Linked DNA regions of Homo sapiens: all the other regions are linked to region 2. Evidence: chromatin contacts called from ENCODE Hi-C or POLR2A ChIA-PET data. All regions are on one chromosome and are shown on one strand. The core of a region is the stretch at or near the end of the contact, and the rest is flanking DNA. Distances in the headings are between cores, read along the strand shown.

Region 1 (4,374 bases), core at 1,067-3,566, 240 kb before region 2:
GGAGTGCAGTGGCATGATCACAGCTCACTGCAACCCCCGCATCCCGGGTTCAAGCGATTCTCCTGCCTCAGCCTCCGGAGTAGCTGGGATTACAGGCATGCACCACCACACCCAGCTAATTTTTGTATTTTTAGTAGGACGGGGTTTCACCATGTTGGCCAGGCTAGTCTTGAACTCCTGACCTTAAGTGATCCGCCCGCCTCAGCCTTCCAAAGTACATAGAACCAGCTCTTAAGGCCACTGCCTCAGGCCCTCACTCCACAAAACCGTAAGTCCTTGGGACCAGGCCAACAAAGGGTCACAATCCAAGGTGGATATCCTGTGCCCCACTCACTCCAGTTCCCCCAAGTCCACAGACAAACCCTGCTGCTTTCAGCATTCCTCTTCCTCAAAGGCAAACCTTGCTTGCTGGGAGCTCCACCCATCAGTTCATGGGACATCCCTAAAAACTCATTTTCCAAATTAAACCACAGAGTACCTTCTGTCATACATTTTGGAGTTTTGTTTTACCTACCTCCTTCTTTTCCCGTAGTGAAACAAGCAAGGGGTTTAGCCTGAATGCATTCTACATCGTAGCAGAGTTTATGGGGAATCCGACTAGGTTATAGGAAAGACTGAGATCAAAAGACCAAACACTACGTTTCCAAGATTGTTTGTAGGAAATAGTCAAAATTGAGAAGCTGTAGATATGAACAGGACACCCTGTTGAAAGAAAATGAAGTGCTAGGCCAGTACTGACATAAGGTAAGAGATAAAATGAGCCAGTGAGAGAATCCCACGCACCACACCTCATATGATCCAGGAAAGCTTCCTGGATGTGGAGGACTTTGATGTAAAGAGTAACCAAAATTTCCTATGAGGAATCACCCCTTCCCCTCTCTCAGTCCCAAGGTGAAACACATGACTTGGTTCTGAACAATCAAAGCCCTGAATCCACTATCCCCAGTGACTGTTTGGGAGGAAGGGGTTAAGCAGGGTGACTCCTAAGTCTGAATTTGAACCTGTAAGGATAAAGTCGTGAATCTGTTACCCAATGGAGAATGACAATAAGCCAACAACAAGAGTAGAGGCGAGAAATGGAGAGAGGCCCAGTCCACATGAGTCCTGGGTTAAGCTTTATCTGAAGTCTTTTATATATAAAAGACAGTAAATTCCCTTTTCTGAGTAGGCCGATTTAAGTTGGATTTCTACTTCTTTGGAATCAAGAGTCCTGATGATTCAGAGGAAAGAAGGACTTATATAACATGAACAAAGACAGAAAGCTGGGAACTAAGAACCAGAGGGTAGTGGACAGTATCCTCAGCATCTGCCTCTGGGAAGTGCCACCTCTCTGACCATCCCCACAGTCATAAAGGAGAACTCCCCTGTACCTGGGCTTTCTTAAATGACCCTGTTCCTTCCTCAAGGTGGCTAATGCCTGTAATCGCAGCTACTGCGGAGGCTGAGGTGGGAGGATCACTTGACCCCGGGAGTTGGAGGCTGGAATGCAGTAGCCCCATGATGGGGCTACTGCACTCCAGCCTGGGCAACAGAGCAAGAAGAAGACCCTGTCTCTAAAACAAAACCAACCAACCAAACAAACAAAAAGACTCTACTCCCCTGGTCACATCTGAGCTATCACAATTTCTTCCTCAGAAAATTGAAATTGCAACAAACAGTTTAATGTCAGTCAAGGCTAGTCCCCTGAAGGGGAAAAGAGGTAACACCTTGGGAACCATAGCATGGCTGTGTTTACTGCTTGTGGACTGAGCAGAAGAGAAAGCAAGACAGTATCATCACTTTATAGATGAGGAAAACTGATGGTCAGAAAGATTATGTAGCTTGCCTAAGGTTGCACATTTGGTATGATTTTACAGAACTAGAATCCAGCTTTTTGAATTCAAGGGTGGGGCAGGAAACAGCTAGGTCAGTGGCCTAAGAACTCCGGACGGGTGAGATTTGGGGCAGACAGCAGGGGTAGTCACCCTACAAGAGTCACGCCAAGTGCAAGCACTCAGAGACATCTCCCAACACTCAAAACAGCAAAGAAGTTCTGGTGCTTTAAGTGTTCCTCGCTCGGCTCAGAGACTCGGCTTCGAGCCGCGACTCAAGACAGCACCTGGGGGTATTTGTTTTGCCTAAGCCTGCTGCACTTCCACGGCCATTGAATCCCAAAAACTACAATTCCCATTATGCACCGCGAGTTCGCGGACTAAACAGGCATAAACTACAAGCCCCAGAATGCCTTGGGCGAGACGCGAGAGCACGGAGGAGCGGAGGGGCGTGGCCACGTCGACCGCGCGGGACCGTTAAATTTGAAACTTGGCGGCTAGGGGTGTGGGCTTGAGGTGGCCGGTTTGTTAGGGAGTCGTGTACGTGCCTTGGTCGCTTCTGTAGCTCCGAGGGCAGGTTGCGGAAGAAAGCCCAGGCGGTCTGTGGCCCAGAGGAAAGGCCTGCAGCAGGACGAGGACCTGAGCCAGGAATGCAGGATGGCGGCGGTGAAGAAGGAAGGGGGTGCTCTGAGGTAGGTACGGGAGAAAGCTGCTGGGGGCTGGGCCTGAGAGGACACGGCCTGGTAGGTAATAGAAGGCTCCGCTCGGAGCAGTCGAGGGGGAGATCGGCACCGTCAGAACAGACCCCACCGGAGCCTCCTTCCTTTTGGAGTAGAATGCCGGAGGTGGAGGTGAAAACGCAGTGGACTGAGGGCACGTGCGAATCCTGCCGCATCCAGCTTCAAAGCGAAGAAGGCTGCGGGACCCCAGCGGAACAAAGAGTTTGGAAGTTGCAATGTTGTCTGTTTGTAACTCAGCTCAGCCACCTGCTAGTTGTTTGACCTTGGGCAAATCGTTTGTATGGAAAATGCTGATGTTAATGCTGCCTTACGTGGTTCTGGGGGAATTCAAAGTATTTGTTAAGTAACTGCTTCCAAATAAGCGCTCAACAAATGGCAGGTGCTATGCCAATAGCACAGAGATCTGAAAGCCTTTAGCCAATATCATAGAGATCTAAATTATGCCAATAACATAGAGATCTAAAAGCCTTTTTCTGCATGTTTGCGGCTTTTCCTTGTATTAAAAAAACTATATTGCAGTTCTAGGTTGGAAATCTGTATGTGTTTTCACTGTGGTGCCCGCAATACCTAGATAAGTGCTATGTCATGGGCTCTTTCATTCATGTAACAAGTATTTTTTTGGCTAAGCTCTGAGTGCAGCAAATATACAGACACAAAAATCTCAACCCTCATGAAGCTTAAGTTCTGGCATGGGATGAAGGTGGGGGAGTCAGACAATAAAGACAAACTGTTAGGTGGAGATGTGGTCAGTACTAAAAAAAATAATAAAGCAACTGGGTGTAGTGAATATTGGGGGTGGGGATTGGTGCAATTTAACTTGAACACTGGAGTCTCACTGAGGAGATGTCACTTTGGTCAAGACTTGAAGGAATCTCAAAAGCTAGAGGTTCTATATCTGAGGAGAGTACAAAGGCTGAGGGTGAGAGCTAGGGGAGGAAGTTGCACCTGGCATGTCCAAGGCCATTGTCACTGGAGCAGAATTAACTAGAAGAGTAAAAGGATATTATGTAAAAATGGTGAAGATGCAGATTGTAAGGACTTAGCTTTTACTCTAGTTGTAATCAAAAGTCATTGGAAGGTTTTGAGCAAAGGAAAGACATAATCTGACTTGGGTTTAAATGGGGTCACTTTGGCTGTAGTGTTGAATACACTAAAGGCAGCAAAGGATGGAAGCAAGGGACACCAGTTAAGAGGTTATTGAAATAATTCAGCTCAAAAGTGAGTTGAGCCAGGTGGAAAACAGTGGAGATGATGATAAGTGGTTGATTTCTGTATATATTTTGAAGGTAGAACCAGTAGGACTTGCTGACTGACTGAGGGGTATGAGAAGGGCATCAAAGTTGGCACTAAGATTTTTGGCTTGGGTAACTGAAGAATGGGATTGCCATTTATTTGAGAAAGAGGAAGACTGTGGGAGGAGCAGGTCTGGGAGGAAGTGGGGGCAGTCTTAGCTCAATTTGGGATATTTAACTGAGATAGTGTAATTCACTATTTTTAAGAGCAAGAGAAGAAAGTTCAGATGAATTCAACAAACAGGGCATAATAGTGTTATATCTCGTATTAGATCATGGGCATACAAAAATAAATGGCATAGCCCTTACCTTTACAGAGTTCACACAATATAGAGCAGGTCCTGGTATAACATCGTTTCGTTATAATGTTGATGAGAAAAAAAATCAATTCATTGCGGGGCTGCTGTGTATGTGGAGTTTTCATGTTTTCCGCATGTCTGCATGGGTTTCCTTAGGTACTCCAGTTTCCTTCTACATCCCAAAGATGTGCCTGTTAATTGGCGTGTCTAAATGATCCCAGTCTGAATGGGT
Region 2 (4,250 bases), core at 1,680-4,179:
TAAGAAGAAAAACTAAGTTGTATCTATACAATGGAATAGTCTTTAAAAAAAGAAAAAAGAGGACGCTCTTAACATAGTGATATGCCAAGATCTCCAAGATACATTGTTAAGTGTAAGAAGAATATATATTCATAATTGCTTGTATTTACATAAAACTGTGGAATATTTAAGAAACTAATAAAGGTGGGCTGGTACAGTGGCTCATGCCTGTAATCCAAGCAGTTTGGGAGGCCAAGGCAGGAGGATTGCTTGAGGCCAGGAATTTGAGACCAGCCTGGGTAACATAGTGAGACCCTCATCTCTACAATATACATACATATATATATATATGTATGTATATGTGTATAGATGTATATATTAGGCCGGTGGCATGTGCCTGTAGTCCCATCTACTTGGCAGGCTGAGGCCAGAGGATTGCTTGAGTCCAGTCATGGCAGTAAGCCATGATTGTGCCACTGTGCTCCAGCCTAGGTGACAGAGATCCTGTCTCAAAAAAAAAAAAAAAAAAATTTAATTTCAACCTGATTTAAAAAAAAAAAAAAGCGGCCGGGCGCGGTGGCTCACGCCTGTAATCCCAGCACTTTGGGAGGCCAAAGTGGGCGGATCACGAGGTCAGGAGATCAAGATCATCCTGGCTAACACGGTGAAACCCCGTCTCTACTAAAAGTACAAAAAATTAGCCAGGCGTGGTGGCAGGCGCCTGTAGTCCCAACTACTCGGGAGACTGATGCAGGAGAATGGTGTGAACCCGGGAGGCGGAGCTGGCAGTGAGCCGAGATGGCGCCACTGCACTCCAGCCTGGGCGACAGAGTGAGACTCCGTCTTAAACAACAACAACAACAAAAAAGCAGTGCTATGATCGGGTGTTAACTTCTCAGTAGTACTTCAAATTATGGTGAGGGGGTGAGTTAGAAGCTGAGGAATGGGTGCAGGGAAGTTGGATGTGGTATGAATGATCTAAAAATGAGAGCAATGTGCCAAGTACTGTGCTGAATCATTAAGTATGCAATCTCTTTTATTCCTCATAGTAGCCTTAAAGTTGGTTGGTATCATTTTCGTTTTAAAGATGATGAAACAGTGACTGAAAAGATCTAAGAAACTTGCCGAAAGTCCCACAGCTATGTAGTGGGATTGCATAGACTCCTGGACTCAGGGTACCAACCTGAGATGAGTTGTTCAAGAGCATTGACTTGGCTGGGTTCCGTGGCTCATGCCTGTAATCCTAGCACTTTGGGAGGCCAAGACAGGAGGATCACATGAGCCCAGGAGTTCAAGATCAGCTTGGGCAACATAGTGAGACTGCCCACCCCCACCCCGGCCCCATCTCTAATTAATTAATTAAATTTTAAAAATAACATTGACACAACATGGAGGAGGAAAATAGAGCAAGTGGAGAGGGGATAGAGACTTAATTCCATCAGCTCCCCTCTTTCCCCTCACCACTCTTCCTTTCCCTGTGTCCCGAACCCGTGTTTCTAAGTCCTGACTGCTATTATTCTGGTGTATTAAATACATACTATTTACTATTTAATACATCTTTTGTTGTTGTTTGTTTTCTCAAATTTTTTGTGGAGACAGGGTCTCCCTATGTTGCACAGGATGGTCTTGGACTCCTGGCCTCGAGCGATCTTCCCACCTAAGCTCCCAAAGTCCTAGGATTACAGGCATGAGCAACCATGCCCAGCCTATTTAATACATCTTATTTAATATATAGTATAATACGTAAATATGTACTATTTAATATTTAACACATATTAAATACAAATGGTCCCCAACTTACAATAGTTCAACTTAAGATTTTTCAACTTTATGATGGTGTGAAAGTGATAGACATTGAATAGAAACTGTACAATATTCAATAAATGATATCTAACACTGTCTTATAAAATATGCTTTGTGTTACATGATTGTGCCGTTATAAGCTATTATAAGTGTTCCAAGTACGTTTAAGGTCCACTAGTCTAAGCTATGATGTTTGGTAGGTTAGGTGTTTTTTTGTTTTCTGTTTTGAGACGGAGTGTCACTCTTGTTGCCCAGGCTGGAGTGCAATGGCGTGATCTCAGCTCACCGCAACCTCCACCTCCCGGGTTCAAGCGATTCTCCTGCCTCAACCTCCTGAGTAGCTGGGATTACAGGCATGCACCACCACGCCCAGCTAATTTTTGTATTTGTAGTAGAGACAGGATTTCTCCATGTTGGCCAGGCTGGTCTAAAACTCTCCGCCTCAGGTGACTCACCCGCCTCGGCCTCCCAAAGTGCTGGGATTACAGGTGTGAGCCATCATGCCCGGCCTAAGTGTATTTTCAAAGTGCATTTTTGACTTACAATATTTTCCATTTATGATGGGTTTATCGAGAAGTAACCCCACTGTAAATCGAGGCGCATCTCCAATCTAGAAGGCAGCTACTCCTTAATAACCCCTTTCCCATAAAACATGAATCTAAATCTACAAACCTTGTTATATAATAAAGCAAGATGTACTCTGTTATGATCAGTGTGCACGTTAGAGCAAGCACTACTTTTCCGATCTTAATTATTCCAGAGATGCTTGACCAATTTACTGGGTACGTGGGCAGTTTTCTGATTGCTGTTTCCACACTCTGCTTTCCCACAGAGAGATTTCCGCAGTTAGGGGCTGCTATTTCAACGCAGGGAGATAAAAAGAAAAAAACACTTGCTCTTCTACCCCGCTAAAAACACTCATCCTAGGGAGCACGCCAGCATTTGCAGCGTTCGGGGCAGGGCCACTCGGCCTGCGGCCGTTGCACTGGCTGGAAGCTGGCAGGCGATCACGGTTGATTGGCTCGGGTGCGGTCCAAGGGCAGCAACGCCTTCGGCGGGCCGCCTAGGGTGATTGGCTGCTGCAGCCCACCCCCTAGCCGGTTTGGTGGGCGGCGAAGCCTGGATTGGTGGAGCTAAGAGCTGGCTCAGTTTCAGCGCTGGCTCTTCGTGCATGGCAGAGATGGCGACTGCGACTCGGCTGCTGGGGTGGCGTGTGGCGAGCTGGAGGCTGCGGCCGCCGCTTGCCGGCTTCGTTTCCCAGCGGGCCCACTCGCTTTTGCCCGTGGACGATGCAATCAATGGGCTAAGCGAGGAGCAGAGGCAGGTGAGGAGACTGACCCCCTTCCTGGCCCCAAGGCCTCCTTCCTGCCTGGTCCCCAAGGCCTCCTTCCTGCCTGGTCCCCATCGGCCCAGCGCCCACCCAGCCTTGGCTTTTGCCCGTGGGCCGTTGGGAGCGCCAGCGCGGGGGCGGGACGCGGGGCCTCCGACCTCGGGTCCAGTCCTCTGACCTCGGCCTCACGTCTGTGGAGTGAAGATTTGAGACCGTGGGACAGTACTGCTGGAAGTAGAGAGGAGGAGTCGAGGCTGGGAGAGCTCCTGAGAGACTGATGGTGTTTTGGTGGAGGATTGGCCAGGCTACCTACCGCTTGTGGCACAAGGGCCCTCAATCTGTATGTAGTTCACTTACACCTGAACAGGCTGAGGTATGCTTCTCACACCTGGGTGGTCATCGTAATCACCAGGGAGTCTTTTTTGTATAAACAGTTTGGGGGTTTTAAAAAGCCACAGTGAGCTCTCCTGTCGCTCTTCAGCCCATTGGGTCAAAACACAAAAGTTGAACAAGTACTTGAAAGAAGTAGTTGGAGGCCAGGCGCCGTGGCTCACACCTGTAATCCTAGCACTTTGGGAGGCCGAGGTGGGAGGATTGTTTGAGCTCAGGGGTTTGAGATCAGCCTAAGCAACATAGCCAGACCCCCATCTCATAAAAAATAGAAAAGAAGACGAAGTAGTATTTACAAATGGAGCAGAACCAGAGTCCTTCCTGAGGTTTCACTTGGAGGCTGGATGGAGTTGGCGGAGGTATGAGCCTCCCAGCAACTCCGTAGTTTATGTTTATAGCCAGCGAGCGCTCAGAGCTTCCGTGAACCACCTCAAGTGGAAAGGGTTCAATCCCTATTCTCAAGCTTTCCTGGCAAGAGGAGTTTCTTTTCTTTTTTCTTTTTTTTTTTTTTTTGAGACGGAGTTTCACTCTTGTTGCCCAGGCTGGAGTGTAATGGCGCGATCTCCGCTCACCACAACGTCCGCCTCCCGGGTTCAAGTGATTCTCCTGCCTCAGCCTCCCAGGTAGCTGGGATTACAGGCATGCACCACCACGCCCGGCTAATTTTGTGTTTTTAGTAGAGACGGAGTTTCTCCATGTTGGTCAGGCTGGTCTCAAACTCCCAACCTCAGGTGATCCTCCTGCCTCG
Region 3 (4,397 bases), core at 1,856-4,355, 170 kb before region 2:
AATTGTTGATGTTTCTTCAGGAATTTCCGCCTGCTTCTCATAAACTGGCAGAAACTTAGAAATGTTACATTTCTTAAAGAGAGTCATTGTAATTATTATCTGAATAAGATGATAGTGTTTTGAATTTAACGTAATAAACTCTATCTCCTGCCTTAGTGCCTTCACATCTTCATGTTGCCCCTCCCTCTAACAACATTTCTGAAAATTTGAAAGACATGAAGGAAGAAAAAGTGTTTTCCATATCCCCACATTGCCTTAAAGTGGACTTTGCAGAGGAAAATGTTCAAATATACAAGTTTTAGGTACTCTTCATAGCTCTTGGTTTTCTATTATTAGGGTTTGTTTGTTTGTTTGTTTGTTTGTTTTGAGACTGAGTCTCGCTCTGTTGCCCAGGCTGGAATGCAATGGCACAGTCTGCTCACTGCAATCTCCACCTCCCGGGTTCGAGCAATTCTCCGCCTCAGCCTCCTGAGTAGCTGAGATTACAGGTGCCCACCACCACACCCAGCTAATTTTTGTATTCTTAGTAGAGACGGGGTTTCGCCATGTTGGCCAGGCTGGTCTCGAACTCCTGACGTCAGGTGATCCACCCACCTCGGCCTCCCAAAGTGCTGGGATTACAGGCGTGTGCCACTGCGTCTGGCCTATTATTAGTTTTAAAAACATACATTCCTTTATTTTTACTTTTGTATTGTTTAAATACAACAGTACATGTTCACTGAAACAATGCAAGAGTGTAAAAAGTCCAAAGTGAAAGACCCCTCTCACCACCACTCCTATTTCCAAGGATAACCACATTGACAGTTTGCGGTTTAAACATACAGATATAGAAATATCTTTAAATAAAAAAACTTATATGAGATTATGCCATCTCATTTTCAAGTTAACATTGATAAACCTGGTCTTTTTGCTCAACTATCGTGGTCATCCTTCCTCATACATACGTATGTACATGCATACCGGTACACACATAGCTGGTACATACATACCGACTGACAAAACTCATTCATTTTAAGGCTGCAGATACTTCATTGCATGGGGATGTACCATCCTGTATAGATCTGTCACCCAATTAATCTGCCCAATTGATGCACATTTTGGTGGCTTCAAATTCTTTGCAGTTACAAACAGTGCTACCATGAATATTCTTATACAAATATCTTCAGGCCGATGTGCAACTATTTCTTAACTTGGATTCCTAGAAGTGCATTTGCTGGATCAAGTACATACACATTTTGAAATTTTGGTCAAGACTGTAAAATTGCCCTCCAAGAAGACTGTACCAATTCACTCTCCCACCTGCCATTTTTTTTTCACTGTATAATGACAGGGAGTGGTATATCCCTTTTGTTTTAGTTTGCATTTCCTGGATCATTCCTTAGTGAGACAGAGCAGAAGTGGATTATTTATAAGTTTACACACAAAATTACATTGAGATACAAAAAGAAGAAAAATACAGAGTTCCTCTCCAAAAGGAACTGATAACCTAGTTAAAGGGAAAATGTTTCATATTGACCACAAATTGAACTTTTTTTTTCTTTTGAGACAGAGTCTCGCTCTGTCGCGCAGGCTGAAGTGCAGTGGCACAATCTTGGCTCACTGCAACCTCCGCCTCCCGGGTTCAAGCAATTCTCCTGCCTCAGCCTCCCAAGTAGCTGGGATTACAGGCATGTGCCACCACGCCCAGCTAATTTTTGTATTTTTAGTGGAATGAGGTTTCACCATGTTGGCCAGGCTGGTCTCAATCTCTTGACCTCATGGTCCACCCGCCTCAGCCTCTCAAAGTGCTGGGATTACAGGCGTGAGCCACTGTGCCTGGCCACAAATTGAAATTCTTATGTTTAATGCCATGACATCTAACACTGCGTTCAATCAAAATGTCTACGCATGCAGCTTGAGACCTTTGCACAGAAGGTGCCTAGGGTCATGATTTGGGAAGATTAATCTGCCATCAGTGGAGGGGTGGATAAAAACTAATGTTTATTGGGATCAAGATGAGCAGTCTCTGTGCCAGAAACTTTATTCCTTTAATTTCCACAGCCCTGTGAGGCAGGTGAAATCATCCCCATTTTATGGATGAGGAAATTGAAGTTCAATTGGTTCAATAACATGCCAAAGGTCACTCAACTGATGAACAGTGGAGCTGAGATGCGGAAGACTGAAGACTCACAGCCTGGACTTTTAACCAAACACCACATGGCTTCGCTACAGAAGAAAGTTAGAAAGTTTTCAAAAATAAAATGTAGAGCCAAGTGCCACCTTGGATATAAGGGACTGGGGGACGGGAAGAGGCAAGAACTCCCAGGCTTCCCTCTGGCTGTCAATAGCTAGTGGGTCCTGGCAGTGGGAGCTGGGCCATCAGAGGTGGCGCCTGAAGTGGGGCAGGCACAAAATGGGTTTTCGGGCAAGCATTTGCCCAGGTGATGGTCAAAGCCACAGAAAAAAGGTGTTTTGATGGAGTGGTGGCTGAGTGTGGGGAGAGATGAGCAGGGGACCAAGCCTGGAGCTTGGGCAGCCCACGATTGGACACTAGGAGAAGAAAAGAAGCCAGTGGAGGAGACACTGAGGCTAGGGATGGGGAGGGCACTGTGGAAGGCTGGGCTCCACCTGGCGCTCCGGGGAGCTGGCAGGGGGGCACATCAAGGAGCTCAAGCTGCCTCACCAGCAAATGCCTCTGTTTCTGACCAGGGGCAATGAAATAAAGGGACCCGGTTGAGTAACTGGTTTCTGGTCCCTGCCAGCCCAGGAAGCCAGCACCCACCCTGCCTTACATCCCATGTGCCACTCTCAGCCTTCGAAGCAAAACCAGCTGAGACCAGCACCTGCCAGATCTGAATGCGCAGCTCCAAGTTCTGGGGGGTGGGGGTGGGGGTGAGCCAAGGAGGTCTGGCTTCTCTAGGGCAAGGGTAGGAAGGACAGCAGGGAGGCTCACCCTGAGCCCGGCAGGCAGCCCTTCCTCCTCCTCCCCTTCAGCAAAGAAAGGCAGATAAAAACGTGTTTTTATAAATAGCTCCAGCCCCAGCTGATTTGTAAATTCAGTGGGTTTTTTGTGTCAATGACATCACCTTCCTCCCCATGGCAACCCCCGACGATATCAAAATTGCCAAGCAACGTTGGAGCAGCTCGGCGCCCCAAACGAGCAGGTCGATGCCTGAGGATTTAATGGAGAAATCCCAAAGTGAGCCGGGGCGCGCGGTGGAGGAGGGGCGCGCCGCAGCCGGGGCCGCTGGGCCCTGATGGGCGGGAGCGGGGTGGAGCGGCCTCGCCTGCCAGGCAGCCCTGGGCGCGGGGCTCGGCGGCCACACTCTGGAGACAGCCACGGTCCAGGCAGGTGGGGGAGGGCGCTGCTCCCGTCCTGATGTGCCAGGAGCCGCCAGCAGCCATCCAGGTGACTAAGCCGGCCCACTAGCACTGAGTCACCGCCCGCCTCGAGCTGTTCTTGCTTCTCCTTTGCATCTGATTATTTTGGGAGCTGGAAACTTGGAGCTGCACCTGAGTCCCGCCCCTTCTAGCTCTCCCCTCCCTACCTTGGGCTCCAGGAAGATGGGACTTGCTGTGAGTCTGCTGCCACCCCCTAAAGATATGGAAGACGCTGTGGGGGCCAGAAGTGCCCGGGGGGCTGTGGCAGCAGGCAGAGTGCAATAGCAGATATGGTGGTCAGGCTGCCTGTGTGTGTCCTCTGGAGGTGTTGGGACAGAAGGGCAGTCTTGTCCGAGCTGACTGGAGTCCTCCCGGGCTGGCTCTGAACTCATCTCCCACGGGGATGTTTCGGTAAAGGAGTGGCTTCTGGGGTCGGAGTGGCATTTGGAGAGCGAGGCTGGATTGGCTTAGGCTGGCCTGGGCAGGTAGGTGGCTCTGTGTTGGGTGTGGACCCACGTGTGTGTGAGTGCGAGAGTGTGTAAGCCAGTGTGTGTGCCGTCCCCCTGCTGGGGACAGCAGCTGGGTCCAGCAGAGAGCTGGCTGGGGGCTTGACAGGAGTTTATCCTAACTGATGCTGGGTGGGCGCAGGCCCTGAGATGGGCGTCAGGGAGAGGGGACGCCAGACACACGGCCTGAGCAGGGTGAGGAGCAGCTGCCAGCCCCGGCAGGCCCAGGCCCTGTCTGGGTGCACAGGACAGAGACACAGCAAGATGCCCAGGTAGGAAGCCGTCCGGAGGGGCTGGCCAGGGTGAGAGCCCATCACTGGGGGGCTGGACAGCCCATCAGCTGCCCCTTCATTCTGGCAGGCCTGGGTACCAAGGAAACAGCTTCCTACCAAGAACCATGTCACTCTCTTATGCAGGGCCAGTCAGCACCCATGTGCGTCTCTGCTGAGCTCACAGGGACACATTCAGTGAGAAGGGTGCTGGCCAGGGTACGGCTTCCCCATGATCAGGACCCAGCGGGTGCCACCCTCA

The links. A loop is a pair of places that touch in the nucleus more often than their neighbours do. ChIA-PET counts read pairs that join two places held with the same protein, here RNA polymerase II (POLR2A). Pooled maps may share reads with other maps.
Region 1: a loop to region 2 is called in a pooled map, with 10 times the contacts of the local background. The contact joins the promoter of BUB1B here to the promoter of IVD in region 2. A Hi-C loop is called at or near these places in 1 of 37 single-sample maps with no recorded cell type and 8 of 50 pooled maps. POLR2A ChIA-PET finds 5 or more read pairs at or near these places in 3 of 52 experiments (K562 and activated CD4-positive, alpha-beta T cell).
Region 3: a loop to region 2 is called in a pooled map, with 2.0 times the contacts of the local background. The contact joins the promoter of PAK6 here to the promoter of IVD in region 2. A Hi-C loop is called at or near these places in 1 of 168 maps with a recorded cell type or tissue (astrocyte of the cerebellum) and 1 of 50 pooled maps. POLR2A ChIA-PET finds 5 or more read pairs at or near these places in 5 of 52 experiments (AG04450, BJ, MCF 10A and 2 more).

Annotation. Positions count from the first base shown.
Region 1 is chr15:40,158,753-40,163,126 of GRCh38, forward strand. It overlaps BUB1B (BUB1 mitotic checkpoint serine/threonine kinase B), which reads left to right and starts at 2,317. Exons shown (of 23, transcript NM_001211.6): 1 at 2,317-2,503. The coding sequence starts at 2,469. RefSeq lists enhancers at 2,451-2,550, 2,571-2,700, 2,708-3,472.
Region 2 is chr15:40,402,866-40,407,115 of GRCh38, forward strand. IVD (isovaleryl-CoA dehydrogenase) reads left to right here and starts at 2,930. Exons shown (of 12, transcript NM_002225.5): 1 at 2,930-3,106. The coding sequence starts at 2,963. RefSeq lists enhancers at 746-845, 4,135-4,250.
Region 3 is chr15:40,235,958-40,240,354 of GRCh38, forward strand. It overlaps PAK6 (p21 (RAC1) activated kinase 6), which reads left to right and starts at 3,106. Exons shown (of 11, transcript NM_001395430.1): 1 at 3,106-3,845. All of the region lies in intron 1 of BUB1B-PAK6 (BUB1B-PAK6 readthrough), which reads left to right. It overlaps LOC107984763 (a long non-coding RNA gene), which reads right to left and starts at 3,744. Exons shown (of 3, transcript XR_001751506.2): 1 at 3,528-3,744.